2 separate regions of the Homo sapiens genome follow, and region 1 is linked to region 2. The links are chromatin loops, found by intact Hi-C in ENCODE. Cell type or tissue: right lobe of liver. All regions are shown on one strand. Each heading gives the region's core, and the rest is flanking DNA. Links, peaks and the distances in the headings are about the cores only.

Evidence for each region. A loop is a pair of places that touch in the nucleus more often than their neighbours do. Peaks named below come from ENCODE experiments on the same cell type or tissue, not always from the same donor. Only the 100,000 strongest peaks of a DNase experiment are listed, where the experiment ranks them.
Region 1: a loop joins it to region 2, with 3 times the contacts of the local background. A loop is called at or near these places in 4 of 110 quality-filtered maps.

The regions. Positions count from the first base shown.
Region 1 is chr6:170,216,188-170,231,274 of GRCh38, reverse strand. No RefSeq gene overlaps it. Among named protein-coding and RNA genes, the nearest start is that of LINC01624, 49 kb to the left of the region's middle. RefSeq lists a silencer at 4,768-4,986 and enhancers at 4,838-5,818, 7,781-8,762. In right lobe of liver, for the core only: no CTCF peak of the experiment used is centred there; DNase peaks (open chromatin) are centred at 4,964 and 5,834; H3K27ac peaks cover 2,839 bases.
Region 2 is chr6:170,274,448-170,289,534 of GRCh38, reverse strand. DLL1 (delta like canonical Notch ligand 1) reads left to right here. Exons shown (of 11, transcript NM_005618.4): 2 at 1-23; 3 at 746-806; 4 at 1,039-1,296; 5 at 3,237-3,297; 6 at 3,836-3,966; 7 at 4,112-4,281; 8 at 4,400-4,616; 9 at 5,506-6,304; 10 at 6,430-6,547; 11 at 6,656-7,329. The coding sequence ends at 6,661. LINC01624 (long intergenic non-protein coding RNA 1624) reads right to left here. Exons shown (of 2, transcript NR_104177.1): 1 at 14,105-15,087; 2 at 10,066-10,326. It overlaps LOC285804 (a long non-coding RNA gene), which reads left to right and starts at 12,773. Exons shown (of 3, transcript NR_126021.1): 1 at 12,773-12,850; 2 at 13,947-14,204. RefSeq lists an enhancer at 6,192-7,391. In right lobe of liver, for the core only: no CTCF peak of the experiment used is centred there; DNase peaks (open chromatin) are centred at 9,194 and 9,334; H3K4me3 peaks cover 777 bases; H3K27ac peaks cover 1,975 bases.

The sequences.
Region 1 (15,087 bases), core at 2,743-10,742, 56 kb after region 2:
CCCTTAGAAGCAAGCTCTGTCTTCAAACACGCAGGGGGCATTTCACATTGGATCCTGGGAGCCACGGCCAGGCCAGGCCTCCCCCGTGCCCGCTTCTGTGGGTGGTGTCTCTGGGTGAGTGAGTGGGATGAAGGTCTGCAGGCTCATTCTGGGTTCCAACGGGACTAAGTGATCCCAGGGAAATAGAACCTGGCGTGGCTGGAGGAACTGCCACTTTGATAAAGAAGAGACACGTCTATAATCTCATGGGACCCACATGCAACACCAGCTGCTCCCCCAGAGTCCTGCAAACACTCCAGTATTCCAGACTCCACCCTCCTTCCCTAGCCGGGCAGTGTGCTTGGACAACTGGGCAACCATGTGTCTCCCTCAAAATACTTGTCGTGTAACTCAGAGTTCATGGCCTTCATCACGAAAATGCAATGCACTTCACTCCAACCTGAATACAGTTTATTCTAGACACACAAAATGACGTGATTTCTCAGCCAGATTTGCAGGCTGACAGGGCTGCAAGGCCCCCACGCAGGTCCTGGGCTCCTCGTAGGCTGGCACACACTCCCACTGAGGGTGCCAAGTGTGCCATCTACAAATAGCTCTGAAGAAGCCGGGATTTAGTCAGTTGCCTTTTCACCCATGTGTTTCGTCTGGGTGCAAAGCCACCCGCCTGGGTCCCTCCAGCCCCTCAAGACCCACTCAGCCCACTTGGCACGTGCAGGGCCCTGTCTGGCATCAAGATATGAATCTCGGCATCGGAGCTGCCTCGTTTTCCAGGATCGGGCCAAAGCACACTCGGCGCCCACACTCGCACGCTGGCTGGCACAAAGCTGGGGGGTGCAGCGGAGCCTCGAGGGGTTGTTCTTGCGGCCATCAGGGACCACCAGCTGTAGAGCTTGAGCTACCACCTCCAGTGCCCTGGAATGCTGGCTTCCAATCAGGTGTCACTTGCCCTGCTGTCATTTGATTCCCTGCGGCTGCAAGACTTACTCGTTGTGGTGTGACTGACTTTCCACAGCCGTCTGATTGAGTCCCCGAGGCCGTGTGACTGACTCCCTATGGCTGTGTGACTGACTCTCCACGGCCGTGTGGCTCTCCGTGGCGGTGTGACTCCCTATGGCTGTGTGACTGATGCTCTGCAGCTGTGTGACTGATGCTCCGTGGCTGTGTGACTCTCCCCGGCCTTGTAACTCACTCCTCGTGGCACTGTGAGTGGCCGTGGCTCCTTTTGCTCCTGGGTGTCCCTGAGTCCCTGGGCTGATGGGGCAAAACTGCCCTGCTGGGCGGGACACCTCTCTTTCCACTATGTGGCCCCAGGGAGGGTTTTACACATCCTCCTCCTGGCTGCAGTGACCCACACCAGGGCAGGCGGAGCACAGCCAGGTTCCTGAGACCAGAGCTGCCGGCCCTCAGGGTCTGGAAGCTTCCAGAACAAACACAGCAGCAGCAACTAGGCCCATATTTTTAAGGTCTCTGTCCTATCAGGGCATTTGGCTCCTGAACAGAATTTGCTGGGAAGTGAGCAAGATAACCGGAACCCTCTTCCGTGTCCCTAGGGAAAACTCCTTCACATTCTCTCAGCGTGTTTATTTCTCCGAAGCAGAAGACCTATGTGGCGTTGCAATTCAGGCTGAGAAGCATCGAGTGCGGCGAGTGTGGGGTGGCGGTGACAATACGCCGAGCCCTGGTGCCCCGATGTCTCAGTGACAGATCCCACACTCAGGAGGCCACGGGACACGGCTGCTGGCTTCACTGCCTTTCCTGGTTCCCACTCGGCTAGAAGCAGAAATCTCCAAGAGCTATAAGGTTCCATTCTTGTGGTATTTTCAGCCTCTTCCCTGGCTATGGTAAAATTTCCAGGTTTGGGCCAAGGTCTGGGAGCCCAAAGCCATGAGTGCTGGGGAGGGCTGGACAGCTGCGTGGGATTCCACGTCCTGCCTGTCACTTCTCTGTTATCCAGCAGGGCAGGGGAGGCCTGGTTCAGAGGGAGTTAGAATAAATGTTAGGTAAGATGAACGATTTCCAAAGGATTGCGACTCACCTGACAATCCACTCACTTGCCTCCTTTCTGGGTGAGTGATCAGATACCGGCACTGCCGCGTGGCCTCCTCCATGGTTTCCCTGCCGGCCGTCTGCAGCCCGGGTGTGCCAAGGGCAAGGATAGCTGAGGGAGCAGAACATTCACCCTCGGATGGCCCTGAGCACTTCCAGGCACTTTGTGCGAGGTCTGCAGACCATGCTGGCTGGAGCGGACCCCTCGCTGTGTGGAGAAGCCGCCTCACCTCCCCGAGCCCCTGGACCAGAGAGTGTTACCAACCCCTATTCCTTCCCTGAAAAAGTGTGGCGGTGAATGTTTGTCATGGACTCTGCAACGCTCCTGGGTGCATGCATTTTCTGAATGTTTTGTTACATGTTTTTCAGGACAGTTGAGGGCTGAGGGCACATTAGCACTGACTTGCTGTGCACGGGGGTGGATGACCAGGCCTCCTGCTCTGGGGGCTCATTGGAGGGAGCTGAGGGTCTGGGGGACACCTTCAGCGTCCGCATCAGTGGCTTCCTCTGTGAGTGGCTGAGAGTGAGGTGGGAGGCTCAGCTGCAGGAGGTGTGTTATCCACCGGGACCTGATCAGCTTGAGCTCTTGGGGTTTACCCACTTACGAGAAGCAAATTTTCCCTCAACAGCTTCATTCTTACTAGCTCTGAAGTGTGTGGCAGCTTTTATCATGGAAGTCAGCGTGCTAGAAATTAACAAGAAAACGTGCCAAGAAGTGTGGTTGGTGACGAGGGGGTGAGAGCCTGGCGCGTGGGTGAGGAGAGGGTGAGAGCCTGGTGCACAGCCAGTGCGGGAGCCCCCTGCATCTGTCCCCTTGCTCCAATGACAGCTCCCGTGGGGAACAAAGCTCGAAGCCTCTCTCCTCGGCAACACAGGGCAGAATTTGTCCCTTGTTTGGTTTTTGTGGCCACTGCCCTGGGCCTCCCTACCCTCTGCTTCGCACGAGGTCCTGGTCTTCCGCCCTTAGCTGGCCTCTGCTCCTCCTCCTGCAACTCCTGCTCCCTGGGACTCTGAGGTCCATGTCGCCCTTGGCTCCTCACTCTCCTGCTGTCCTTGACACCTGGTGTCTTAGTCTTCACACACACGCAAGAACACACATGCACAGGTGTACATCTTCCCACAGTGCAAGTCGTTCTCTCTGTCCAAGATGGAGAAGACATGAGAATGAACTTTAGCCAGGCTCTCCCCAGGATCTCTGTCGTGGGCTCCAAAGCCCCTGGAATGAGACGGAGAAAGAGCCGCTGGCGCTGGCAGCAGCTCGGCCCTAATGACCAGATGGCCACACTCACCGCCACGCACGCCAGGCATTGCTGTGGCCTGCCCTGGAAACTGCCTGGGCTGGCGTCTCCTTGCCCCTCCAAGACAGCGTGCCAGCCAGCACCCCCTGGGGAACAAAGCAAAGGGGAAACCCAGGGCCCTGGGCCGGGCACAGGCAGGCTGCCTCCTGCGTGCTCAGGGCTGAGTCACCGGCACTAGCCCAGCCTGGGGGCCGCTGACCACTGCTCTCTGCAAGTTTTGATGTGATGTTCAACTCAATCCCAGTAAGTGCTGAGAACCAGGCAGCTGTTGGTGCCTCAGTCTCACAGGGGGCAGGGACCAAAGCCCCTGCAGCTCCTGAGGGAGAAGAGCTGAGGCCACGCAGCAAGGATCAGGGCGAAGCCACCAGGCAGGATGCACCCCAGCTTGGTAATGTGTGGCCGTTCTGATGCCTTCGCTGCTGGTTACAGGAACTCGAGATGGAAAACCTGCTGGAGTGTCCCAGCAGTCCCCCGGCAAATGCAGACTACGTCACGTGTAAATAAAAGCCATGCATTCTGAGGACGAGGGAGGGGCCCCAGAGCTCCTTAGAATCCCATTCTGGTTCTGACTCCTTTGATGGCTCTTCTCAGGCCTTCATCAGGATTGAGATCACATCCCTCAGCTCTTCCCACCATTTTTCTTTAGCCTTCACTAAAAATTGCACTTTAATTTTTTTTTTTTTTTGAGGTGGAGTCTTGCTCTGTTGCCCAGGCTGGACTACAGTGGCTCGATCTCAGCTCACTTGGTCTCCCGGGTACAGGCGATTCTCCTGCCTCAGCCTCCCAAGTAGCTGGAACTACAGGTGCGCACCACCACACCTGGCTAATTTTGTATTTTTAGTACAGACGGGGTTTTGCCATGTGGGCCAGGCTGATCTCAAACTCCCGACCTCAGGTGATCTGCCCACCTTGGCCTCTCAAAGTGCTGGGAATACAGGCATGAGCCACCGTGCCCAACCTTAAATTTCTAAAGAAAGCTTTGTGTTGTCAAAATCTGTTTGCTATAAGACAAATGGAAGGGGGCGTGATTTTAGGAGGTCGGCACAGGACCCCACCAACCACCCTGGTCTGCCTGGCACAGAGGCCTCGCTCCAGGACACAGGACTTCCGGGGCTACACCAAGGGGAAGTCCTGGGCATATCCAGAGCAGGGGGCCCCAGGTCAGGCCCACACACAGGCAGGAGAGAGCAGTGGGCACAGGCCCTGCAGATTCCGCAGTCGAGGACACCAGTCCCTACACTGCTGACCACGTGGGGAAAGTACTCCTTATAAGGCAAAAGAAAAAAAGCCTTGGGTGTTGTTGAAAAACACAAACCACCGTTCACAGTGTGAGGTGGAAACCAGCGGAACATGGAGCACCTGTCTTCCTGGTGGGCGTCTTGGGGGATAAAGTGTCTTGGTGCCCCTCGTGGGACTCAGTGAACCTTCTCTTAGGAATTACCAAACACGGCTGAAATCTACTTGTATTTTTATCCGAACTGACTAACAGCGGCCAAATATGTTTAATGTAGTGACGAGAGCAGTGAGAACTGCAGGTGGCATCTTGGAAGGGCTCCTCTTCCAGCCTCCTTTGCTTGGCATGTCAACAAAGAACACGCGGTCGCCTGCATCTGCAAACAGCACATTCTTGCCAGGTCATGATAATATTGCAAAAGTTGTTGGGGTGCCAAGACGGGGAGGGCATGACGGTTAGATTCCATCAGGCAAGTGTGAGCTCGCTGGAGATTTAGAAAGAAGGCTTATGAAAGATATTCAAATCTGATTGTTCAGATCACGATTCCTCCTGCAGTACCGGGCATTCACTGATGTGAGCGGGCCTCTCACTTGACAATACTCGGAAGGCAGGGGTGAAGGCTACAAGCGGACGAGGCCAGCATCTAGCATCCAGCGTCCAGTGAACTTACTGGGGCAGGGCTGTGGGGATGGTGAGACTGGAGGTGGAGCTGCACAGACAGCAGGGCTGACCTCAGAGCACGTGATGCGTCGTGCTTTTCCCGTGTGAGGTGACAGCGCTGGCCCTGAGGACGGTCGCTTTCAGCTCTAAGCATTAAGAATCCGGCATTTCTAATGCTAACAGCACTAACCGGTTCACATGGATATTATGCTGCGCTGTGGAGGTGGTGGCCATGAGCTGGGTTTTCCGGCAAACAATGGCTGGTTGGGAGAAACATGATCTAGGTGTCCCTAAGGGAGCCGTTCTCTATCTGGAAGAACGTGATAAAAGACTAAATTTAAGAAGTAAACTATGTTTACGAAGTCCATTCAGTTCAGGAGTCCAAAAAACTGCATGTAAGACCTGTTTGACCTCAGCAATGTCCTTAGCGGGTTGGGTGAAGGCAGAGGAAGCCCGCTAGGCTGTGGTTGTGCAACACAGTGGCACATGTGTGTCAGCCCTGCCCGTCCCACAGCACAGTGGGGCCAGGCACCTCTTCTCCTCCTCCAGGCTCTGGTACCTTGGCAAGAGTGCTGGGCTGGGCTGGGCAGCTCCAAACCAGGTAAATGCTGGTGTGTGCCTGGAAGTGGGAGTGACTCGTGCTTCCCGGAATGGCTCGAGGTAAAGTCTTCTTTTCGGCTGCTGGTTTCTTGTGAACGTATTGATCTTGGAGGCTGTCCCTTTGCGTGGCTGATTCCGAACGTGTTGATTTTGGAGGCTGTCCCTTTGTGTGGCTGATGGCTTCCTGTCTTCTTGTGCCCTTCCCAGCAGGTAGCATTCCTGTGGGGTGCAGTGCTCCCCAAGCCCACTTGGCAGTGCAGAGTCAGCTCTGGTGCACCTGGAGAGGAGAGTGCCAGGCACAGGGAGAACCAACCCCAGGGATGGCCGTGTCCTGCCTGAGCACCTGGGAGCTGGCCTGCCTAGTATGCGATGCATTCATTTTCCCTTATTTGATGTTCAGAATAGGGTGTCACCTGGCCTCCTGGGTTTACAATTAATAGTCTGTAGCCCAGGGACTTCCCTCTCCTGAGTCACAGCCTGCCATGCGTCTGCCCGGTGAGCAGATGGGACTTGTGCTGAGCCCTGCGGGCTCACGGGCTCAGGCTGTGACAGGCAGATGAGAAAGTGAATTCCAGAGTTATGCACATGCTGCCTCGCACACTGCAGGAATTCGGGGCTGCAGGCAGGGACCAGGAATGCAGGGCAGAGGGAAGCGGGGACAGTGTGGAAGGAGAGGCAGGCATGGACGTGTGTCGGCCCTGTCCCCAGCGGGGCCCAGGAGGCAGGGGTGGTCAGTGGGGCCACAGAGTCTCCAGGGACCTGAGCTGACAGGTAGCGACCTGCCTGCCTGTGTGCGGCAGCAGTGGGGCTGTCTTCTTTAGAGTATGGGCCAGGGGCCAGCCCAGACATTACTGTCAGCACAGACGCTCTTTTAAGGGGAAGGGGCAACTCTAGAGGAGAGGCCCAGACCACAGGCTGCGGCTGATAAGGAAGGCTGCTGGCCTCCCTGCTGGCTGCCTGGTGCTGTCGTTGCCGGCCCAGGAAGTGTCCTGGAAGCGACACACAGGCCTGGCCCCTAGAGCTGCTGCTGCAGGGCCTGCCCTCCATAAGAAAGATTAAAAATGACATTTTACAACCGCATCGGAAAAACATGAATACATTTGTATACAATCAAACATTTTCTTCTACCTCCCAGTTTGTTTTCTTCCTTCTTATTTTAAAAGGGATGAAAACATTTCTGTGGGGCCCTGACAGTCCTGTGGACTCAGGCCCTGCCCTGGGCACCTGGTGGAGAGGCCGTTTCATCCCATCCCATCCTGGGCATGTTGGGAGCAGTGACAGAGCTCTGCACCTGCTCTACACCTTGTCTGTGATCCTGCAGAGACTGTTGGCTTCCTGCGTGGCTCAGGGACTCTGTCTGTGGAAGGGGGCTCACCCTGAGCTCCCTCTGGGCCTTGCCTTGTGGGGCTGACATTGGAATTACTCACGCTCACGGCTGCGGAGTCCTGTGCCGCGTGGAGGGCTGAGAGCAGCTGAGCCCTCACCTGGGCAGCCGGGTGTGCAGGGTCTCGTGGTGGGAACAGTGTGCGGATCTGGGGGCCCCCGGCTGGAGGTGCTCCTCAGAGTCACTGTCAGGTGAGATGCTGGGAAGGAGGCAGATGAGGCCAAGAACTCGAGACGGATGGAGGTCAGGGCTCTGGGGCATCCTCCTGCCTCCCTCGGCTGGTCCACTTCCTGCTGTCCTGGGCCGCCTTTCTACCTTAGTTCTCGCCTTCTCTTTGAGGTTCCTCTCCCCTCTCCTCTTTCTCCTTCCATTTGTCTTTAAAACAAATTATTTCTTCTTTGTTATAATAATCGCACCATCTTACCAGGCCTGAAATGAGAGTTGAGGCAATTCTCGAAGCAAGTACCCTCAAGGTGGGTCTCATCTCTGTTTCGGGAAAATAATCACAAGTTTTTTACTTTTAACCCTAGGTGGCTTTCTGGCTGTTGGCCCTACCCACAGGAAGCCCCACCCAATTGCTGGGTGAACTTGAGGTTGCCAAAGCTGGACCCAGACTGGATCAGAAGGGTTGGCCAGCAGAGGCCTGGCAGGACCCTGGCCCAAGGGAGAGCAGGCCAGAGGGAGGTGGATGCTGCTCCTGCAGCTCCATGGGCATGGGGACCAGGGGTCGTGGTGGCGATGGTGGGAGGAACCCTGCTTGGCACTGCCTGCGGGTGGAAGGAAGGCTGGGGACAGGTGGCCGTGCTTCTTCCGCACCAAGGGCTGGTAAATATTTGTAGGCAAACAGCCCTGGCACTACGCGCAAGCCTGAGCGAGGCTTCATTAAACACAGTTTCTGCTTCAGATCGTTAATTTGTTTTAATTAGGTGTCCACCGGTCCAAAGGGATTGCACAACAGGCTTTAAGTGGGTGGAATGCAGGATGTGGCTGCAGCCGCAGATGGGCTCGGCGGGGAAGGGGCGCGGCAGACAGAGGGGAGGTGCGGGCGCGGAGGGCGGGCTTCTCAGGGAGGAGACCCTGCCCAGGTCTGCGTCCTCTGCTGCTGACAATGGCACCGACCGCCTTGTGGGGGATGCTTGGCAGGGTTCTCACCAACTGGGCTTCCTGGCCGTCAGCTGTGCGTTTTCGGCCCCCAGCCTGTCATTAATCGTGAACAATATTCTCAGTCACGATCTTTATTGCTTAATGAGCCTCGGTATGCTGTGGGCCCCATCAATTCTGAGTTCCATTATATGACTTCTGTTGTTGTTCACTATGGAAAAGGAGGGTGGGGTCAGGAAAAGAGATTAAACTCGTTTTCCTTCCCCACAAAATGGCAACAGGAAGGTGGGCTCAGCATAGCATGGTTCTAATCTGCAGAGACGTGACCCAGGGAGGCCGAAGAGGGCTCAGGAGCACATTGGTTCAGAGGCGGCCCAGGGAGTTTGTGTCATTTTGGACTTTAAATTACTTGTGTGCATACAAATTCCAGGTAGTACTGTTTTTAATATCCTACATTTTCCTCTATTTTTTCTTGTGGTAAAATACACATAACATACAATTTACCATCTTAACCATTTTTTAACTGAACTTTCATAAACCACATACTCTTTTAGATCTCCATGTCGCTTCTCTTCCAAAAGGCTCAAAAACACAAAACCTGTCTCTTTACATGAGATAATGGGAGCTGTGCATTCGAACTGCGAGGTCTGCTTCCACCACGGAGCCACCCTGCTGATGGCCCCATCCCTGGATGCACAGTAAACGCCTCTGGGGAGCTTTTAAAACTCGCTGACAGCCAGGACAAAATGCACAGGGTCCTTGGGAACAGGATCCCAGTGTGGGATTTCAACAGCGTCCCCAGGTGGTTCTGACTGAGTGAGAACTGTCAAACTCGAGCAGCAGCTCTTAGATTTCAGGTGCATCAGAGTCAGGGTGGAGACCCCAGGAGAACACGGGTTTCCAGAGCCAGCCTCAGCGTTTCCGACTCGTGGGTAAGGGCTGAGTCTGAGAATCTGGAACGCTGGGAGCTGCAGATGCTGCTGAGGCCGTGGTTCTGGAGACCCGGTTTGAGAGCCACGGGGTTGGATGGCGTCTCGGGCCTTCCACACAAACATGTGCACGTCACACGCTCAGGTGCTGCGCTTCTGGGGAAGAGCATTTTCCAGTTCGTTTTGCGGAGATCGATGCCTGGTGTGCCAGACAGCCACTCGCCTGCCGCGGGTTCCCGAGCGTGCTAACACAGTCCACTGGACTTTCTTTTTGTTCCCAGGCTAAAAGTCCAAATGCAACAACTTTCTCACAAAATTATACTTCTCTGAAAACCTAAGGAAAATGTGGACGAATGGGCAGCGAGGTTATTGTGCACGGATTAGGCAGCTGTGGCTCACGCTACTGGTTTCTGGGGCACACCACTGTGGCTTCTTAACCATCCCCGTCTGAGAACGCACTTCCCAGTGCTCACTGGGGTGGAACTTCCCCTTCATGTTTGAATAAAACGTTCTAACTGAAACTTCTCTTTCCTCTGGGATCCTCTCCGTCTACGGTCCCATTTCTATCCTCACTTTCTTAGTCGGAGTTCTGGAAAGGTGACCAGACGGCAGCAGCCCCTTGCTGGAAAGGCGCTTTCCTGCGCGGCTCCAGCCCCTCCGACAACCCCACCCCCCACCGCCACTTCTGGCCATCAAAGCCTTGGGCTTCTGCATCTAAGATTGGCAATTACTTTTCTAAAGCCAAATCTATAGTTGGATCTTTAAAACCACTTCACTCGGCCGGGCATGGCGGCCCACGCCTGTAATCCCAGCACTTTGGGAAGCCGAGGCAGGCGGATCACGAGATTAGGAGTTTGAGACCAGCCTGGCCAACATGGCGAAACCCCGTCTCTACTAAAGATACAAAAAATTAGCTGGACGTGGTGGCACCCGCCTGTAATCCCACCTACTCGGAAGGCGGAGGCAGGAGAAACGCTTGAACCCAGGAGGCGGAGGTTGCAGTGAGCCGAGATCGCACCATTGCACACCAGCCTGGGCAACAGGGCGAGACTCCATCTCAAAACAAAACAAAAAACACTGTCTGCTGATGACTCCAATTATAAAACAAAAACAGGTGAATATGGAGTCTTCGGTGCTCCCCGCCTTCCGGATCTCTCAGTACTGACTCCCCGTCTGGAGTCCAGTGCTCCCCGCCTTCCGGATCTCTCAGTACTGACTCCCCGTGTGGAGTCTTCAGTGCTCCCCGCCTTCCGGGTCTCTCAGTACTGACTCCCGTGTGGAGTCTTCAGTGCTCCCCGCCTTCCGGATCTCTCAGTACTGACTCCCGTGTGGAGTCCAGTGCTCCCCGCCTTCCGGATCTCTCAGTACTGACTCCCGTGTGGAGTCTTCAGTGCTCCCCGCCTTCCGGGTCTCTCAGTACTGACTCCCGGTGTGGAGTCTTCAGTGCTCCCCGCCTTCCGGGTCTCTCAGTACTGACTCCCCGTATGGAGTCTTCAGTGCTCCCCGCCTTCCGGATCTCTCAGTACTGACTCCCGTGTGGAGTCTTCAGTGCTCCCCGCCTTCCGGATCTCTCAGTACTGACTCCCGTGTGGAGTCTTCAGTGCTCCCCGCCTTCCGGGTCTCTCAGTACTGACTCCCGGTGTGGAGTCTTCAGTGCTCCCGGCCTTCCGGATCTCTCAGTACTGACTCCCGGTGTGGAGTCTTCAGTGCTCCCCGCCTTCCGGGTCTCTCAGTACTGACTCCCGGTGTGGAGTCTTCAGTGCTCCCCGCCTTCCGGATCTCTCAGTACTGACTCCCGGTGTGGAGTCTTCAGTGCTCCCTGCCTTCCGGATCTCTCAGTACTGACTCCCGTGTGGAGTCTTCAGTGCTCCCCGCCTTCCGGGTCTCTCAGTACTGACTCCCGGTGTGGAGTCTTCAGTGCTCCCCGCCTTCCGGGTCTCTCAGTACTGACTCCCGGTGTGGAGTCTTCAGTGCTCCCCGCCTTCCGGGTCTCTCAGTACTGACTCCCGGTGTGGAGTCTTCAGTGCTCCCCGCCTTCCGGGTCTCTCAGTACTGACTCCCGGTGTGGAGTCTTCAGTGCTCCCTGCCTTCCGGATCTCTCAGTACTGACTCCCGTGTGGAGTCTTCAGTGCTCCCCGCCTTCCGGGTCTCTCAGTACTGACTCCCGGTGTGGAGTCTTCAGTGCTCCCCGCCTTCCGGGTCTCTCAGTACTGACTCCCCGTATGGAGTCTTCAGTGCTCCCCGCCTTCCGGATCTCTCAGTACTGACTCCCGTGTGGAGTCTTCAGTGCTCCCCGCCTTCCGGATCTCTCAGTACTGACTCCCGTGTGGAGTCTTCAGTGCTCCCCGCCTTCCGGGTCTCTCAGTACTGACTCCCGGTGTGGAGTCTTCAGTGCTCCCCGCCTTCCGGGTCTCTCAGTACTGACTCCCGTGTGGAGTCTTCAGTGCTCCCCGCCTTCCGGGTCTCTCAGTACTGACTCCCGGTGTGGAGTCTTCAGTGCTCCCCGCCTTCCGGATCTCTCAGTACTGACTCCCGTGTGGAGTCTTCAGTGCTCCCCGCCTTCCGGATCTCTCAGTACTGACTCCCGGTGTGGAGTCTTCAGTGCTCCCCGCCTTCCGGATCTCTCAGTACTGACTCCCGTGTGGAGTCTTTAGTGCTCCCCGCCTTCCGGATCTCTCAGTACTGACTCCCGTGTGGAGTCTTTAGTGCTCCCCGCCTTCCGGGTCTCTCAGTACTGACTCCCGTGTGGAGTCTTCAGTGCTCCCCGCCTTCCGGGTCTCTCAGTACTGACTCCCGTGTGGAGTCTTCAGTGCTCCCCGCCTTCCGGGTCTCTCAGTACTGACTCCCGTGTGGAGTCTTCAGTGCTCCCCGCCTTCCGGATCTCTCAGTACTGACTCCCGGTGTGGAGTCTTCAGTGCTCCCCGCCTTCCGGATCTCTCAGTACTGACTCCCGTGTGGAGTCTTCAGTGCTCCCCGCCTTCCGGGTCTCTCAGTACTGACTCCCGGTGTGGAGTCCAGTGCTCCCCGCCTTCCGGGTCTCTCAGTACTGACTCCCGGTGTGGAGTCTTCAGTGCTCCCCGCCTTCCGGGTCTCTCAGTACTGACTCCCCGTATGGAGTCTTCAGTGCTCCCCGCCTTCCGGGTCTCTCGGTACTGACTCCCGTGTGGAGTCTTCAGTGCTCCCCGCCTTCCGGGTCTCTCGGTACTGACTCCCGTGTGGAGTCTTCAGTGCTCCCCGCCTTCCGGGTCTCTCGGTACTGACTCCCCGTCTGGAGTCTTCAGTGCTCCCCTCCTTCCGGATCTCTCAGTACTGACTCCCGTGTGGAGTCTTCAGTGCTCCCCGCCTTCCGGGTCTCTCGGTACTGACTCCCGTGTGGAGCCTTCAGTGCTCCCCGCCTTCCGGGTCTCTCAGTACTGACTCCCGGTGTGGAGTCCAGTGCTCCCCGCCTTCCGGGTCTCTCAGTACTGACTCCCGGTGTGGAGTCTTCAATGCTCCCCGCCTTCCGGGTCTCTCGGTACTGACTCCCCGTCTGGAGTCTTCAGTGCTTCCCGCCTTCCGGATCTCTCAGTACTGACTCACCGTCTGGAGTCCAGTGCTCCCCGCCTTCCGGGTCTCTCGGTACTGACTCCCGGTGTGGAGTCTTCAGTGCTCCCCGCCTTCCGGGTCTCTCAGTACTGACTCCCCGTCTGGAGTCCAGTGCTCCCCGCCTTCCGGGTCTCTCGGTACTGACTCCCGGTGTGGAGTCTTCAGTGCTCCCCGCCTTCCGGGTCTCTCAGTACTGACTCCCGGTGTGGAGTCTTCGGTGCTCCCCGCCTTCTGGGTCTCTCAGTACTGACTCCCCGTCTGGAGTCCAGTGCTCCCAGCCTTCCGGGTCTCTCAGTACTGACTCCCCGTCTGGAGTCCAGTGCTCCCAGCCTTCCGGGTCTCTCAGTACTGACTCCCCGTCTGGAGTCCAGTGCTCCCCGCCTTCCGGGTCTCTCAGTACTGACTCCCCGTCTGGAGTCTAGTGCTCCCCGCCTTCCGGATCTCTCAGTACTGACTCCCGTGTGGAGTCCAGTGCTCCCCGCCTTCCGGATCTCTCAGTACTGACTCCCGCTGTGGAGTCCAGTGCTCCCCGCCTTCCGGGTCTCTCGGTACTGACTCCCGGTGTGGAGTCTTCAGTGCTCCCCGCCTTCCGGGTCTCTCAGTACTGACTCCCGGTGTGGAGTCTTCGGTGCTCCCCGCCTTCTGGGTCTCTCAGTAGTGACTCCCGGTGTGGAGTCTTCGGTGCTCCCCGCCTTCCGGGTCTCTCAGTACTGACTCCCCGTCTGGAGTCCAGTGCTCCCCGCCTTCCGGGTCTCTCCGTATTGACTCCCCGTATGGAGTCTTCAGTGCTCCCCACCTTCCGGGTCTCTCGGTACTGACTCCCCGTCTGGAGTCCAGTGCTCCCCGCCTTCCGGGTCTCTCAGTACTGACTCCCGCTGTGGAGTCCAGTGCTCCCTGCCTTCCGGGTCTCTCGGTACTGACTCCCGGTGTGGAGTCTTCAGTGCTCCCCGCCTTCCGGGTCTCTCAGTACTGACTCCCGGTGTGGAGTCTTCAGTGCTCCCCGCCTTCCGGGTCTCTCAGTACTGACTCCCCGTATGGAGTCTTCAGTGCTCCCCGCCTTCCGGGTCTCTCGGTACTGACTTCCGTGTGGAGTCTTCAGTGCTCCCCGCCTTCCGGGTCTCTCGGTACTGACTCCCGTGTGGAGTCTTCAGTGCTCCCCGCCTTCCGGGTCTCTCGGTACTGACTCCCCGTCTGGAGTCTTCAGTGCTCCCCTCCTTCCGGATCTCTCAGTACTGACTCCCGTGTGGAGTCTTCAGTGCTCCCCGCCTTCCGGGTCTCTCGGTACTGACTCCCGTGTGGAGCCTTCAGTGCTCCCCGCCTTCCGGGTCTCTCAGTACTGACTCCCGGTGTGGAGTCCAGTGCTCCCCGCCTTCCGGGTCTCTCAGTACTGACTCCCGGTGTGGAGTCTTCAATGCTCCCCGCCTTCCGGGTCTCTCGGTACTGACTCCCCGTCTGGAGTCTTCAGTGCTTCCCGCCTTCCGGATCTCTCAGTACTGACTCACCGTCTGGAGTCCAGTGCTCCCCGCCTTCCGGGTCTCTCGGTACTGACTCCTGGTGTGGAGTCTTCAGTGCTCCCCGCCTTCCGGGTCTCTCAGTACTGACTCCCCGTCTGGAGTCCAGTGCTCCCCGCCTTCCGGGTCTCTCGGTACTGACTCCCGGTGTGGAGTCTTCAGTGCTCCCCGCCTTCCGGGTCTCTCAGTACTGACTCCCGGTGTGGAGTCTTCGGTGCTCCCCGCCTTCTGGGTCTCTCAGTACTGACTCCCCGTCTGGAGTCCAGTGCTCCCAGCCTTCCGGGTCTCTCAGTACTGACTCCCCGTCTGGAGTCCAGTGCTCCCAGCCTTCCGGGTCTCTCAGTACTGACTCCCCGTCTGGAGTCCAGTGCTCCCCGCCTTCCGGGTCTCTCAGTACTGACTCCCCGTCTGGAGTCTAGTGCTCCCCGCCTTCCGGATCTCTCAGTACTGACTCCCGTGTGGAGTCCAGTGCTCCCCGCCTTCCGGATCTCTCAGTACTGACTCCCGCTGTGGAGTCCAGTGCTCCCCGCCTTCCGGGTCTCTCGGTACTGACTCCCGGTGTGGAGTCTTCAGTGCTCCCCACCTTCCGGGTCTCTCAGTACTGACTCCCGGTGTGGAGTCTTCGGTGCTCCCCGCCTTCCGGGTCTCTCAGTACTGACTCCCCGTCTGGAGTCCAGTGCTCCCCGCCTTCCGGGTCTCTCAGTACTGACTCCCGCTGTGGAGTCCAGTGCTCCCCGCC
Region 2 (15,087 bases), core at 4,588-12,587:
TCCCCTTCGGCTTCACCTGGCCGGTGAGTGCCGCACCTGCGCGCGCCGGGCCGGCCCTGAAGCTGGGCGGGCTGCAGGACGCGCTGGGATCCCGCCTTGGGCGCTCGGTGGCGGGACCTCGGGGACCCCGCGAGGCGCAGGTGGGCGCTGCGATCTGCCTAGCGGCGGCCCCAGGACTCCAGCCCAGCAGCGCGGACACCTCGCCCCGGGGCCCCGCGGCCTGCAGGAGGGGACCGCGCTGGGGCGAGGAGGAGAGGCCGAGCGCGCCCGGGAGATTTCCGTATCCGGCCTCTGTGCCAGGTCTCCAGTCAGAGGCGCCCCTTCACGTGGGAAGGTTCTGGTTTCCCGACTCCTAGACGCGTTGGTGGCGCGATTACCCGCGCAGCGCGACCGCTACCACCCGGAGCGTGCCCATCCCCCAAGAAAAATGACAAGGGCCCTCGGGCCTCTTCCACCCCATCCTGCCTGCATTCTCTCTCTCTCTCTAATTAAAAAAACAACGTAATATCCTGTAGTACAGGCTGAAAAAACACGTCAGGAAACCACTCTTTAAAAAGTTCTTCCATTTCCTTAGGGAAGGTGAGAGCAGGCAGGAGGTGCGTGGAGACCCTCTCCAGACACGCTGCCCCAGACCTGCAGCCTTCAGGCCTCTGTTGCTGACCTGGCTGTTAGGAATGACTGCTTTTTGCCGTTTTCTTTTCGTTACCTTTCTGGGTTGTCTAACGTCTTCTCCCCTCTCTCCCAGGGCACCTTCTCTCTGATTATTGAAGCTCTCCACACAGATTCTCCTGATGACCTCGCAACAGGTAAAAACAAAACCCAAACCCCAAAACTGCTTTCCCCAGTTAATAGCATTGGACTTTGCCCACCCATCCCCCAGCCAAACCCGGACAGCTTTCATTCTGCACGTGCCCCAGAAAGTTCAGGGTGGAGCAGCTTGGGCCTCCTTCCCGTGCTGAATGTCTCGGCCCACCCCCGCTCTGTCCCGAGTCACAGGGTTCTCGTTCAGAACCAACCAGGAGCATCTTCTCCCCGTAGAAAACCCAGAAAGACTCATCAGCCGCCTGGCCACCCAGAGGCACCTGACGGTGGGCGAGGAGTGGTCCCAGGACCTGCACAGCAGCGGCCGCACGGACCTCAAGTACTCCTACCGCTTCGTGTGTGACGAACACTACTACGGAGAGGGCTGCTCCGTTTTCTGCCGTCCCCGGGACGATGCCTTCGGCCACTTCACCTGTGGGGAGCGTGGGGAGAAAGTGTGCAACCCTGGCTGGAAAGGGCCCTACTGCACAGAGCGTGAGTCTCTGGGAAGGCACCGCTGGCTCACTCGTCCACGAACACGGACCGCGCGCAGGGACGGGGCTTCCTGAGCCACGGGGGGCTTGGGACTGTAGAGATGTTCTGGTGGGGAAACTGAGGCCCAGAGGACAGAAGTGGATTGCTATAAGTCACAGCTCGTCAGTGGGGGGGTTGGGGTCAACGCAGACATTTTAACATCCCAGGCTGTGTTTATCCACTATCGGAACTGCCTTTCTTAATCAGGGAGGATTTTAGAGACAGGGCCAGGGGTCAGGAAGTAAAGCCAGTGCTACCCCCAGGGTGTGTGTATTAGAGAGGGAGAGGAGGAAGGAAGGGAGGAACACAGAGAGAGCTTGTGTGTCAGGGGCACCATTTCAACCCGAGTTCCCAGTGCTGGAACAGCATCACACTGGGAAACGTTCCATTTTCTCTCTGGAGCTGGTGTGCTTGACCTCTCTGGAGCAAACGCCTTTCCGGATACTCCCTGTGACACGCACTGTCTATGCTGGCCAGAGAGCAGGCTTTCACTCCTGTGGGCTGCTGAGGCCAGGTCTCCAAGGCCTGTGTGGGCGAGGGGTGCACAGCCCCGTCTGGCTTGAATGCTCAGGCAGCACCTTGTCTGGAGAAGCAATGTCTTCCCAATAGTGACAGAGGCTCTACCTGCCTCTTATTAGGTATTGATGTGTCAATGTCATGGCAGGCAGGTGACTAGGGCAGGGTTGGGGCCGTGCTGGCTCCTGGTTCTGGCTCATGGGGACCTCAGGAGCCCTCTCTCCAGCTGACTGAGGCCTCGCCTGCACGCCTGGCCGTCCCAGCCCATTGGTACCGGATTTCTCTACAGCTGGGGATTGGGTAGGTCCTGGAGCTGCCCAGAAACTCCAGGGAACTGTCATTCTCCTTCCTTGGAACTGGACAACCTTGGAGAGGGGCTCTGGGAGGCCCAGAACCTCTGGCAGGAGCTGGGTAGTGCCTGGGGTTGAGGGTGGGTCTTCCCATTCACTGAGTGCCTTGATGTCCTTGCTCCTTAGCTTCCCAAATTCCCTCCGGAACTTACTGAGCTCCTTCTAAGCTTTGCCTTGGCCTGAACTGGTTCTGGGGAAAAACAAAAAAACAAAAAACAACTTGTGGAGCTGCTTGTTAATGAGTTTCATAACCAGGCAGCAAGAGCCAGCTCCAAGCCTCAAGCCCACTGTCTACTCCCTGCCCTGCGGGAGCCTCTGGCCAGTCTGCTGCCTCCCACCCTTCCTCCCTGCCTCTCTTCACCACAGGGTAGCCAGAAACTTAAACTTTTTTCTTCAAACACTGAAGTCTCTCCCCGCCCCCAGCTCGCGCGTGCCATAGATTAGATCTCTCCGGGGATAGGCGCAGGGACACCCGCCGGCTCCCATTGGCGGAAGGGGTGCGTGTGCGTGTGTGTGTGTGTGTGTGTGTGTACACGCGAGGGGTGTGTGTGAGGAGGTGGGGCCGGGGGCGCGGGGGAGGCCGGCATTGTTGCGCTGGGGCAGCTGCCGTGGAGGACAGACAATGGAGCAGCTGTCCTGCCCTGGCACCCTGCATACCAGCTGTCCACTCTTATCTGCACACACACTTTCTGGGATATTAAGAGGTGGAGCTTTGTGCACAGAATTGGGAAGTGGGGGAGGAGGAGGGGGAAGACTTCTGACCCTCTCTTAGAAGAAAAGGGGATAGGGTGGGGGTGGGGGCTTCCGAGAGCCCTTTTGTCCTTGAGCCCCTGTGTTAAGAAGAATGCTCATCCCCAGGGCTGAGTCAAGTCCCAGGCTACTAGGCAGGGGGGTCAGTCCTCCACAACCTGGGAAGATTAACTCAGCTGGGATTTGCTGACTGAAGCCGGCGAGTTGTGTCCTGGCCCCAAGGGCGGCAGCCCTGTTGGGACGTACTTGGCGTGGGGCTTGACCCTGTTTTTCCTTTGCTTGTAGCGATCTGCCTGCCTGGATGTGATGAGCAGCATGGATTTTGTGACAAACCAGGGGAATGCAAGTAAGTCTGCACAAGGTGGTGTTTTGTTTTGTTGCCTTTTCTTGTTATCTTTTCACAGCTGGTGTATTTGTAAAAACAGCCCTAGGTGATCATTCGAAAAACTCCAGTAAGATTGATTGAACAGGGGGCCGTTTTCTCATGTTTCTACTTAATCAATGTTTGGCAGCATGTAAGGTCATGGAGTTGTCATTCGTCTAAGCCCCTTAACGGCTATGAGAATTTACAGATAGTAGTTTAAAAAGAGTTGGCACAGGAAATGATAGTATAGTTCAATGGTTCTCAAATGTTGCCTCATCCTAGAATCACTCAGGGAGTGATTTTTGAGATGCTGACACTGGTGCTGCCCTAACACCCAAGAAGCCAGAACCTCTGGTGGGGCCCAGGCCCAGGCTGCAGCTCCCAAGGTGACCCAGTGTTCTGCTAATCTGGAGAACCAGAGGCTCACTGGTGCTGCGGGAAGATGGTTTCTAGGGTGAGAATGTCCACTGCAAAGCCAGCAACAGTCAACGTCCATCTGAGTCTTCTGCTTTTCTCCAAGGTGCAGAGTGGGCTGGCAGGGCCGGTACTGTGACGAGTGTATCCGCTATCCAGGCTGTCTCCATGGCACCTGCCAGCAGCCCTGGCAGTGCAACTGCCAGGAAGGCTGGGGGGGCCTTTTCTGCAACCAGGGTAAGCCTTCTCTCCCTGAGGCAGCCTGCTCCCTCCAGAGCAGCCCTGGACTTCCCTGGCTGTTTGATCACTGGAAAAATAAAGTCTTCCTGCATTTGATGTCGAGCTTCCTATCTCCTACTTTTCCTGTCCCCACCCTTCACAGACCTGAACTACTGCACACACCATAAGCCCTGCAAGAATGGAGCCACCTGCACCAACACGGGCCAGGGGAGCTACACTTGCTCTTGCCGGCCTGGGTACACAGGTGCCACCTGCGAGCTGGGGATTGACGAGTGTGACCCCAGCCCTTGTAAGAACGGAGGGAGCTGCACGGTGAGTCGGAGGCTCCATGGCATCTCACCCGGAAGCTGGGGTGCCCTGGTGTTGAATGGAGTGTGTGGGCTCCTTGGAGCAACTTTGGAAAGCCTTTTCTGACCTCTCCATCGTGTAGGATCTCGAGAACAGCTACTCCTGTACCTGCCCACCCGGCTTCTACGGCAAAATCTGTGAATTGAGTGCCATGACCTGTGCGGACGGCCCTTGCTTTAACGGGGGTCGGTGCTCAGACAGCCCCGATGGAGGGTACAGCTGCCGCTGCCCCGTGGGCTACTCCGGCTTCAACTGTGAGAAGAAAATTGACTACTGCAGCTCTTCACCCTGTTCTAATGGTAAGGGGGCAGCTGGTGATTGCTCAGAGACTCGGGCGAGCGGTCAATACTGAGGTGGCATTAAAAACAAGCATTTGTGAGTGACCTCGAGTTTATGAATCACTTTTATCCAGACCGCCAGGAATTCTCGATGGAAACTCTATCTTTGAGTCTGGAAAGGCCTGGGGAATGAGAGAGGCCAGGGCATTTGTTATGAAGTTCTCTGTGGAAACCTAGACCAAGCAGTGAATGACTTGCTCAGGGCCACAAGGTGCTTCGGGCACCTGCGGCCGCCTGAGGTTCAGTAAGTGATGCCCACAGGTGCCGGCCACTCCAGCTTGGGAGGATGGCCCAGCTGTGTGGCCACCCAGCACAGTAGTTGGGGGTGTCCCTGAGTGAGGACAGAGAGCCTCCTGCTAGCAGCGAGGGGCTGGCTGCCCAAAGGAGACACACAGCAAGGAGAGCTGGGCCCCAGATGTGCCGGAGCATTCCGGAATGGTCATCCTTCCCCTCCCTCCCTCCCCTGTTGTCAGTGCCTGCTCCTCTCACTTGCTGTGTAACTGTGGGCAAGGACACCCTCGTTAAGCCTCAGTTTCCCCATCTGAAACCTGGGTCGAGTGGCACATGCTCTTGCCCGGCTGTTGTGGCGACTAATGCAGCCACCAGAGTGTTCTGCACAGCGCCTGTCCAGATGCTGGCCGTGTGGTTTCTGACTTGTAGAGCTAGACCTGGACACCTCTCGTATTTGAGGTCCTAAACCATGTCACCTTGCGCTGTGGACTCATTCAGGCCACAGACTGTCTTTGGTTTGTCTGGTTTCTACAGTGTCAGACAGATAGATGCTTCAGAGTGACTTTTTGGTGAACAAACCTACGAGGAGACACGTGATGTTCATGTCCCTGTGTTCCAGGTGCCAAGTGTGTGGACCTCGGTGATGCCTACCTGTGCCGCTGCCAGGCCGGCTTCTCGGGGAGGCACTGTGACGACAACGTGGACGACTGCGCCTCCTCCCCGTGCGCCAACGGGGGCACCTGCCGGGATGGCGTGAACGACTTCTCCTGCACCTGCCCGCCTGGCTACACGGGCAGGAACTGCAGTGCCCCCGTCAGCAGGTGCGAGCACGCACCCTGCCACAATGGGGCCACCTGCCACGAGAGGGGCCACCGCTATGTGTGCGAGTGTGCCCGAGGCTACGGGGGTCCCAACTGCCAGTTCCTGCTCCCCGAGCTGCCCCCGGGCCCAGCGGTGGTGGACCTCACTGAGAAGCTAGAGGGCCAGGGCGGGCCATTCCCCTGGGTGGCCGTGTGCGCCGGGGTCATCCTTGTCCTCATGCTGCTGCTGGGCTGTGCCGCTGTGGTGGTCTGCGTCCGGCTGAGGCTGCAGAAGCACCGGCCCCCAGCCGACCCCTGCCGGGGGGAGACGGAGACCATGAACAACCTGGCCAACTGCCAGCGTGAGAAGGACATCTCAGTCAGCATCATCGGGGCCACGCAGATCAAGAACACCAACAAGAAGGCGGACTTCCACGGGGACCACAGCGCCGACAAGAATGGCTTCAAGGCCCGCTACCCAGCGGTGGACTATAACCTCGTGCAGGACCTCAAGGGTGACGACACCGCCGTCAGGGACGCGCACAGCAAGCGTGACACCAAGTGCCAGCCCCAGGGCTCCTCAGGGGAGGAGAAGGGGACCCCGACCACACTCAGGGGGTGCGTGCTGCGGGCCGGGCATCAGGAGGGGGTACCTGGGGGGTGTCTTCCTGGAACCACTGCTCCGTTTCTCTTCCCAAATGTTCTCATGCATTCATTGTGGATTTTCTCTATTTTCCTTTTAGTGGAGAAGCATCTGAAAGAAAAAGGCCGGACTCGGGCTGTTCAACTTCAAAAGACACCAAGTACCAGTCGGTGTACGTCATATCCGAGGAGAAGGATGAGTGCGTCATAGCAACTGAGGTCAGTGCAGGCAGCAGCCGCTCCCTCCTCCTCGGCATGGGAGCACCTGAAGCTGGAGCACGGGAATCGGTCTCAGGCTAACTTCCCATTTGTCTTGTGGCCCCCCAGGTGTAAAATGGAAGTGAGATGGCAAGACTCCCGTTTCTCTTAAAATAAGTAAAATTCCAAGGATATATGCCCCAACGAATGCTGCTGAAGAGGAGGGAGGCCTCGTGGACTGCTGCTGAGAAACCGAGTTCAGACCGAGCAGGTTCTCCTCCTGAGGTCCTCGACGCCTGCCGACAGCCTGTCGCGGCCCGGCCGCCTGCGGCACTGCCTTCCGTGACGTCGCCGTTGCACTATGGACAGTTGCTCTTAAGAGAATATATATTTAAATGGGTGAACTGAATTACGCATAAGAAGCATGCACTGCCTGAGTGTATATTTTGGATTCTTATGAGCCAGTCTTTTCTTGAATTAGAAACACAAACACTGCCTTTATTGTCCTTTTTGATACGAAGATGTGCTTTTTCTAGATGGAAAAGATGTGTGTTATTTTTTGGATTTGTAAAAATATTTTTCATGATATCTGTAAAGCTTGAGTATTTTGTGATGTTCGTTTTTTATAATTTAAATTTTGGTAAATATGTACAAAGGCACTTCGGGTCTATGTGACTATATTTTTTTGTATATAAATGTATTTATGGAATATTGTGCAAATGTTATTTGAGTTTTTTACTGTTTTGTTAATGAAGAAATTCCTTTTTAAAATATTTTTCCAAAATAAATTTTATGAATGACAACCAGAAGGCGTAGTTACTTGGCTTTGCCTTAGAGCGGAGGTGTGCTCACTCACCTGCGGCCCGCGAGGCTGAGGGCAGAGGTGGCCTTGGTGTTTCTCTTTTCAAGGCTTTGGTTTCCCTGGATCCATGAGAAGCAGCCCGTTCCTCTCCTCCCTCAGGAAGCTGCTTGCTGGCCATCATGAGGTGACTTGGTAAGAGCAGGCACGCGCATGAAGCAGCCGCGATTTTCTAATTCCATCCCCCCATGCATTTATTAGTTCTTTCCGCAGAAAGAATGAGCGTTCCTCATTCATTCATTCATTCATTCATTCATTCATTCATTCATGTCAGTGTAGACTTGTGAGTTATTTTGTACCCAGTGGGTCACAGCTGTCATGATTTTGTCGCCGTTTGACGCCAACATGGCCCCAGACGGGGCGTGGGAGTCACGGAAGCTGCTCCTCCGCTTCCCGTCGGTGGGCAGCCCCGTCTCTAAGCGCGTCCCGCCTGCTGGCTCAGCAGGACCGCACGGGCTCCCTGTGGGCTGACCCCTCATTTGCCGCTTTGCCCCCCGCTAAGCCCGGGTTCCTTATGGTAGTGATTGCATTTTTAACTTGCGCGTACCTCAAAGCGCTGAGCGGTTCCCAGGATGGAAAGAGGGCGACCGATGTAGCAGGAGCTGCGCGGAGGCACTGGCGCTCACTCCCCTCAGACCCGACTCCGCTTGCATTTCCTCCTTGCATTAAGGGCACGTTAAATGCCAGGCCAGCAACACCAGCAAAGAGGAGAAGTGTTTTGCTAAGAACATTGAGCTTGAATCCGATGACAGCTCTCAGTCTCATTACCAGTTACGGAAACACGGGACTGAAAACTCCTTCCTCGACGCCCCACGCATCTGCGCAGCCGAATCCAGGGAACTCTGTAGCCAAATAAATTGCAAGGAAAAAACAAGAAAATGGTGAGGGGGAACCCATAGATACAAAGAGACACGGACATATCAATCCATCGCAGCGTCTGGATCTGGTTCCTGTTTCAAACAGTTTAAAAATTTTATGAACCCACTGGAGACATGTAAGCGCTGACTGGGATATCCACATGATTTTAAAGTGCACCTGCTAAATAGTTTAGATGTGATGTGTTATTACTGTTCAGTTTAAAAAGAGACCTTATCTTTTAGAGAAAATTCTGAAATATTTATGGATGAAACAATACGAGGCCTGGGACTGATTCGGAGCCCCCCGCCGCGGGCACGGTGGCACGGGGAGTCCCACGAGCACTGCTGGGGGTCGCTGCAGCTGGGAGTGGCCCATGGGGGCGCTCACTTCCGTGTTCTTTCCTCTTTCGTACACGTTTGAAACTTCCCATAAGCAAAAGCATTAAGCCGGACCATACAGTGAATACACGCACACGCAAACACGACAGTTTCCGGGTGTGTATGGACCGCCGTGTCTGTGACGTGACCCACAGCAGAATGCATCTGAGGGAGGCTTGCTGTGGTTGCATACGCACATCGCAGATGAGAAATCTTACAAGGCCAAAAGCAAGCCAATTAAACTGGGTGGAGAGCGGGAGTCCGGTCAAGGACGCTGGTAGCAGAGTCTCAGGCTCGCTGGTGGCGCGCCTAGGTGATTGCCCACTCTGCTGAGTCCTTGAAAGGGAAACGGCAGCGTCTGCAGCAGTGCTGGGAGCACCTCCTCCCGTCTGCAGGGGACGGTGCCTTTCAGGGCACGGTTCTGCGCATGTGCTCAGCTGGCGCCAGCGAACGGCTTCCGGCTGCTCTTAGCGTGGAGTTCAAAATCCTTGACTTGGCCTCTCAGGTCATGCACCATCCGGCTCCCGCCTGTCTTGGAGCCTCGTTTCGTTATTCTCCCACGGGTCTGTTACCGCTCGGCTCCAGCCAGCGCCCTGGCAGCCTGGTTCTCCATCCGCCCCCACTCTGCGACTTTGAGTGGGATCTTCCATCTGTCTGGTGACTTCCAGTGTGACCTTCTTCCGCCACGAAAATGACCCGCCTGGGTTACCTGCCGCACGTGATGGTGCTCTTGCAGTTTGCCCTGTGGCATGATTAATTCGTGTAGCTGTTTGTTTAGTGGGCGTGTGTCCCAGGAGACTGCAACCTCAAAGAGGGCGGGCTGTGTTGGCCCTGGTTCACCACTGCAACCCAATCCCCACTTGAGGCTGAAGCAAGAAAACGTTCTCTATCCATGTGAGCTATAATTTGAGAACACACAGACACACACTCAGGACATTTCATCATGAAAGAAGCTTCATTCTCGTGTTCACTCTTACCAATGTCACTAGGAGTTTCGAACCATAACATGAAGCCAAACACAGGGATTATCTGAGCGGATGAACATAGTATTCTGTTTTTATTCTAATAACTGGCTGCCTAGATACAGCCCTGTATATGGTAAGAGTGCGTCTACTTGGTATCCAGCAAACAAAGTGTTATGCATTAGTAATTCCTCAGTCCATGCATTTTACAGAAAAGGCAGAGGGAAGGTAAATCGTTTCCTGAGGAACAGCTGAATGTCTAGAAACGTCAAGATGAAGAGTAGAATTTTGCATGCAAGGACACGCGCCATGAGCACCAGGCCTCACACGCAGGAGGCACACAGTACGTCTGTGTTGAATGTAGTATCTTCCACTACAAGGATAAGGAAACAAAAAGTACTTAGAAACTTTACACATTTGTCATTTGGAAACAATTCAGAGATAAGTTTTTAAGATGATATGTATTAGTGCAGAGTACTAGAATTTTTCCGGAACAACTTTCATTACATTTATTTGCTCAAACAAGTGACTATTTCCATTTTGGAGAAGCCCAACTGAGCTAAATCACTTTGCCACTGAGGAGGGCTGGGGAGGTGGCAGGGGTGCCATCAAGGTGTCGTCTGGCTAACACACATTCTTTCTATTTTTCTTGTTTCTTATGGAAACATTCATGGCTCCACGCCTGGCATTTGCTGAATCCATCTTCTAGAGATTACGATTTTAATAGAATCCGGAGTGAGGTACCTGAGGAAGGCAGAATGAAGCAGCATTTTAAAATGTATTGCAACATGAGCATCAGAACCTTTTGTTTTTTTTAAAGCACAGAAAAGAAAAATGACAAGACTCATGTCATTAATTACGTTCTCAAAGAAAATAAGGTCAGTGTAAGAGGAAATCATCTAAAATTGCAGGACAGGGCATTCTCGTTGGATCGAGGCATGAAGAAAACTTCAAGGCTGTCAGTGGTTTATCGAGGAAGTGGTAGAATCTTCCTCGGATACGATTTTTAGAAGACAAGCCAACCTTCCATGGCAAGAGGTGCAGACGTGTGCCTCAGCTGCCAAGGGCCTCCCAGGCTGTTTCCTGTGCACCAACTTCCTCTGCTTCCTCGGTGTCTAAACCCATGGTCAAAGCACCATTCACGAAAAGCATGTTACTGTTTTAAGTTAATTTGAACTTTAAAATTATTGAACCATAAGGAAAAATATCTCTGCTTTGTGGTCCTGGATATTTTACAAGAACCTTGATTCCTTTAGTGAATCTTAATTCACAGCTCAGTGCTGGGATATTCAACAAATAAAATCACTTTTCAGAGACAGGATCAGAATCTGCTACTTCCTGCTCCTCAGCCTGCCTTGCCAAACCCCCAAGTGGCACCCTGGTGTAGACATTATGGACCTCAACAGCAGTACTTTAGCCTGATGCCTAGAACCTCTTACACTTTTATGGAAGTGGCCTAAGAGTGTTTGTGACGGGATTCGTGGTGTCTCCAACTTTCTCTCTTGCGCTGTCCCACCCTGACCTGTGGGGGGAGAGAGGAAGGAAGGAAGAAGGGGGGAAGGGCGTCTGGTGTCAGACGCTTACAATAGGAATTGCTCACCTGCAGAAGGGCAAGTATTGTTTCTTCTAGAATTAGTATGAATTGGATTTTGTGAATTTCAGCTCTTTCTTAGAAGCTTAGAAAAAAATTTGGTATAAACATTTGAAATAAAAAAATGCAATAAGCAACAGAGTTAGATCTTGTCTCTACAAAAAAATTTTAAAAGAATTAGCTGAGTGTGCTGGTGGCACCTGTGGTCCCAACTACTCAGGAGGCTGAGGCAGGAGGACGGCTTGAGCCCAGGAGGCCGAGGCTTCAGTGAGCTGTGATTGCGCCACTGCACTCCAGCCTGGGGGACAGAGCAAGACTTCATCTTAAAAAAAAAAAAAAAAGCAATATTAAAAAGGTGTATTGAAAAGGGAAAAACACTCTAAATTTGAGAGTTTTAGTTAAAATGAAAAAGCAACAGTTAGGACCATTTCTGATCCTCAAAGTCAATACTTTTGAAACAGGAGAGGGAAGGGAGGTGGGGGAGCCCTGGAGCTGCTCCCAACGAGTGGGGCAGGGGCCTCAGACGCAGGCTCTAGAGCCCAGGCTGGACCTGGCAGAGGACAGTTCAGTGTCTCTGTAGTCAAACAGGTGTCAGAAATATCATGAAACCCCCAGTTTATTCGTCATGATTACACTCTAGCCCTGACTGGGTTTTTTGCTCATTTTTTGCTCAGTAGCTTAAAGTTAATGTTGAAAATGTCAAAGAGGCCTGCAGATACCCCTAGAGAGACAGCAGTTTGTTAAAGGGGATAAAGGGGAAGTGTTTATGTTTATAGCACAGAAAGTCAAGCTGTTAGAGAAACTGGACAATGGTGTAAATGTGAAATGTCACATTTGCCACCACAAATGGTGGCAGGAAGGTGAGGAAGAGAAAGAAATAAAAATACTTGAGATGAGGCCCGAAATGGAAAATGGAATTAATCATCCCATTGCTCTAAATGCTCTAAGTGCGCTAAAAGCATTTCTTTTTTTCTTTTTTTGAGACGGAGTCTCGCTCTGTCGCCCAGGCTGGAGTGCAGGGGCGCGATCTCGACTCACTGCAAGCTCCGCGTCCCGGGTTCACGCCATTCTCCTGCCTCAGCCTCCCGAGCAGCTGGGACCACAGGCGCCCGCCACCACACCCCGCTAATTTTTTGTATTTTTAGTAGAGACTGGGTTTCACCGTGTTAGCCAGGATGGTCTCGGCCTCCCAAAGTGCTGCGATTGCAGGCGTGAAACACCGCGCCCGGCCAAGCCCTTCTCATCTTAACGTCCTCTTTCAGCAGAAGGAACTTATCCTGGTCCTAACTGTTGAGGTCACTGCTGACTCTGCCCCCGGCTCCAACGGTACAAAGTCACCTCCAATTTAAAGATGCTACAGAGGACCCCGTCCGCACGTGAGCTCCCCGGAGTGATGGAGGGGAAAGGGCTGCCTTCCCATTGCCGTGCGTGGAGAGCAGCAGAGACTGTGTTTGGACTCCTGCCACGGAAAAGGCTGCGTTGGCCGTGTCTCCAGGGAGGACAAACTAATTTTAACAAACTGACCCAAACAGGACTCGGAAGGTCAGTATGTTGCAATCTCCGGTCCTCCTGCCTGCTTCGTGGTTCGTTCCAAAAGCTAAGTATGCTGTTTCAATTTGATCTGCTATTTCGGGTGATCTAGTCCCTGTTAGTTCTTGACAGTCCAGGAGGCGCCTGGTGGGTGGAGAATCTTCCCCTTTCTCCTCCACAAACCTGACCCTTGTGGAGAAGGCAGCCTGGAATCCCCTGGGTTCTGAATGTCTCCGCCTTTTCTCCAGCGCAAGCGCTGGGCCTGAGCACAGTCTCCGCACAGAGGCCTGCGGTGTCGCGGGGGTGGTGAGCCCTGGCTCGTCCCTGAGGCTGAAATCTGGCTTTTGGGCTGGGGGTTCTGCCTCTCACTGCCTTTGGCCACAGCTCTCTCCTCCACCCTGAAAGGCCCTCGGAGTGGAGTTGGGAATACAGTAGTGACAACGCGGGCTCCAGGGAAAACGTGCTTGTGATGTGGTGCCCACGAGCTTGTTTTCCAGACTTGGCTCTACTGAGCAGCCCTGGAAGTTGAATCTTCACGTTGTCCAATGAGACATAAAGACTGGAAAGAGTCTTTCCATCTCTGACATACCCAGCACCGAGCTTCCCTCTTTTTTTTTCGAGACAGGGTCTTACTCCTTTTGCTCAGGCTGGGGTGCAGTGGCACAATCTCAGCTCACTGCAGCCTTGAACTCCTAGACTCAAGGGATCCTCCCACCTCAACCTCCTGAGTAGCTGAAACCACAGGAATGTGCCACCACCATGCCCAGCTAATTTTTGTATTTTTTGGAGAGATGGGGTTTTGCCATGTTGCCCAGGCTAGTCTCAAACTCCTGGGCTCAAGTGAGCCTCCCATCTTGACCACCCAAAGACTGAGCTTATAGTTGAGAGCCACTGTGCTGGCCCAGGCTTCCCTCATTTATAAGGTGGGGCCAGGTGTCTTATGGCAGACTGGATAAATATCCATGTCATTTACTGTGTGTGTGTCTGTGTGTGTGTATGGTGGGGGTAGTAAGTTTGAAGGTAGGGGCTGTACTGTTTCTCCCTTTTCATCTTTTTTTCCTTTCTACTCCCTCTTGAAGAACATGAGAATTTGGGTAACAAAATGCCTCTTCATTACAGGGATACTTTGATGTTAAAACCCTAGGGTGAAATGAAATGGACTTAACAAATGCCTGCCTGCCTATCTTTTTTGTGGGGTCTAACTTGTACCTGCTTATTCTTTGGAAACCTCTATTTCTTTTAGGTGCATCCCACGGACTCATTTAAATGTTCCCTGAGTGCTTCGTCTGTGCCGCACGTTGCTCTGCGTGGTGGAGATAAATGAGGAGTAGAAGCTGCGCCTGGCCTGAAGGCACCCCAGGTCACTCTTGGGGAAACACAGTGCCCATCGCTGATGCTCACCAAGGTTCCGGTCCTGCGGACAAGCCCCTGCCATGCACCTGATCGTGGATCTGGCCTCTGTGACCGGCTCTGGAAGTTCCCATGAATGGACTCTTCCTCGGCATGCTTCCGGGTGGCATCCGTTCTTTCCCCGCGTATTGCTTAGGGGTTCTATGAGAATTTCTCTGAGGGAGCCCTGGGGTGAGGAGGCCGCAGGGACCCAGCTTTCAAGCGGCAAAGGCCAGCGGCTTCTCCGCACAGCCTGTCCCTGCGTCCTCAGGCTGACGCAGTTTCTGTAAAGGGTCACCCTGACGGATGCTAACAGCGGCTTCTCCGCACAGCCTGTCCCTGCGTCCTCAGGCTGACGCAGTTTCTGTAAAGGGTCACCCTGGCAGATGCTAACAGCGGCTTCTCCCGCGCAGCCTTTCCCTGCGTCCTCAGGCTGACGCAGGTTCTGCAAAGGGTCACCCTGACGGATGCTAACACTTTTTATTGGCTTCCTCTCCTCCCTGCCTTCCCTTCCTGTGCCCACATCTGTCTCTGGGGCTGGCAGGACGTCAGGCTGCTCCTCCGTCTGGTTAAAGCTGGGCCCAGTTGCTGGATGTGGGGCTCTGCTGGGAAGCTTGGAGACAGGGTGGGGACCGCAGGGAGGCAGCTCCCTTCTGGTTTGCCAGAGGGACCAGGAAGCAGCACCCACAACCCCTGCCTACCCCATGGCTTATTTGTCTGATTAACTCGTCATCATCTGCTGAAACCTAGAACGGGGTCTTAGGGTGATTGATTGCTTAGGAACAGGCAGGGGAGGGGGCTCAGGGCACCAAGGGGCTGCAGGACTTGAGTCAGGGTCAGGCTGTGGGATGGGTAGAATAAGCGGAATTATACAATCCTGGACCACTGGTAATACCAAGGACCTGTGTGTACCTGCTCCCCACCCCACACACCTTCCTTGGTGTTGTGGTAGAAATAGAAGCAGAACTACGAAGTTTCTTCCTTCAGTACAAGCC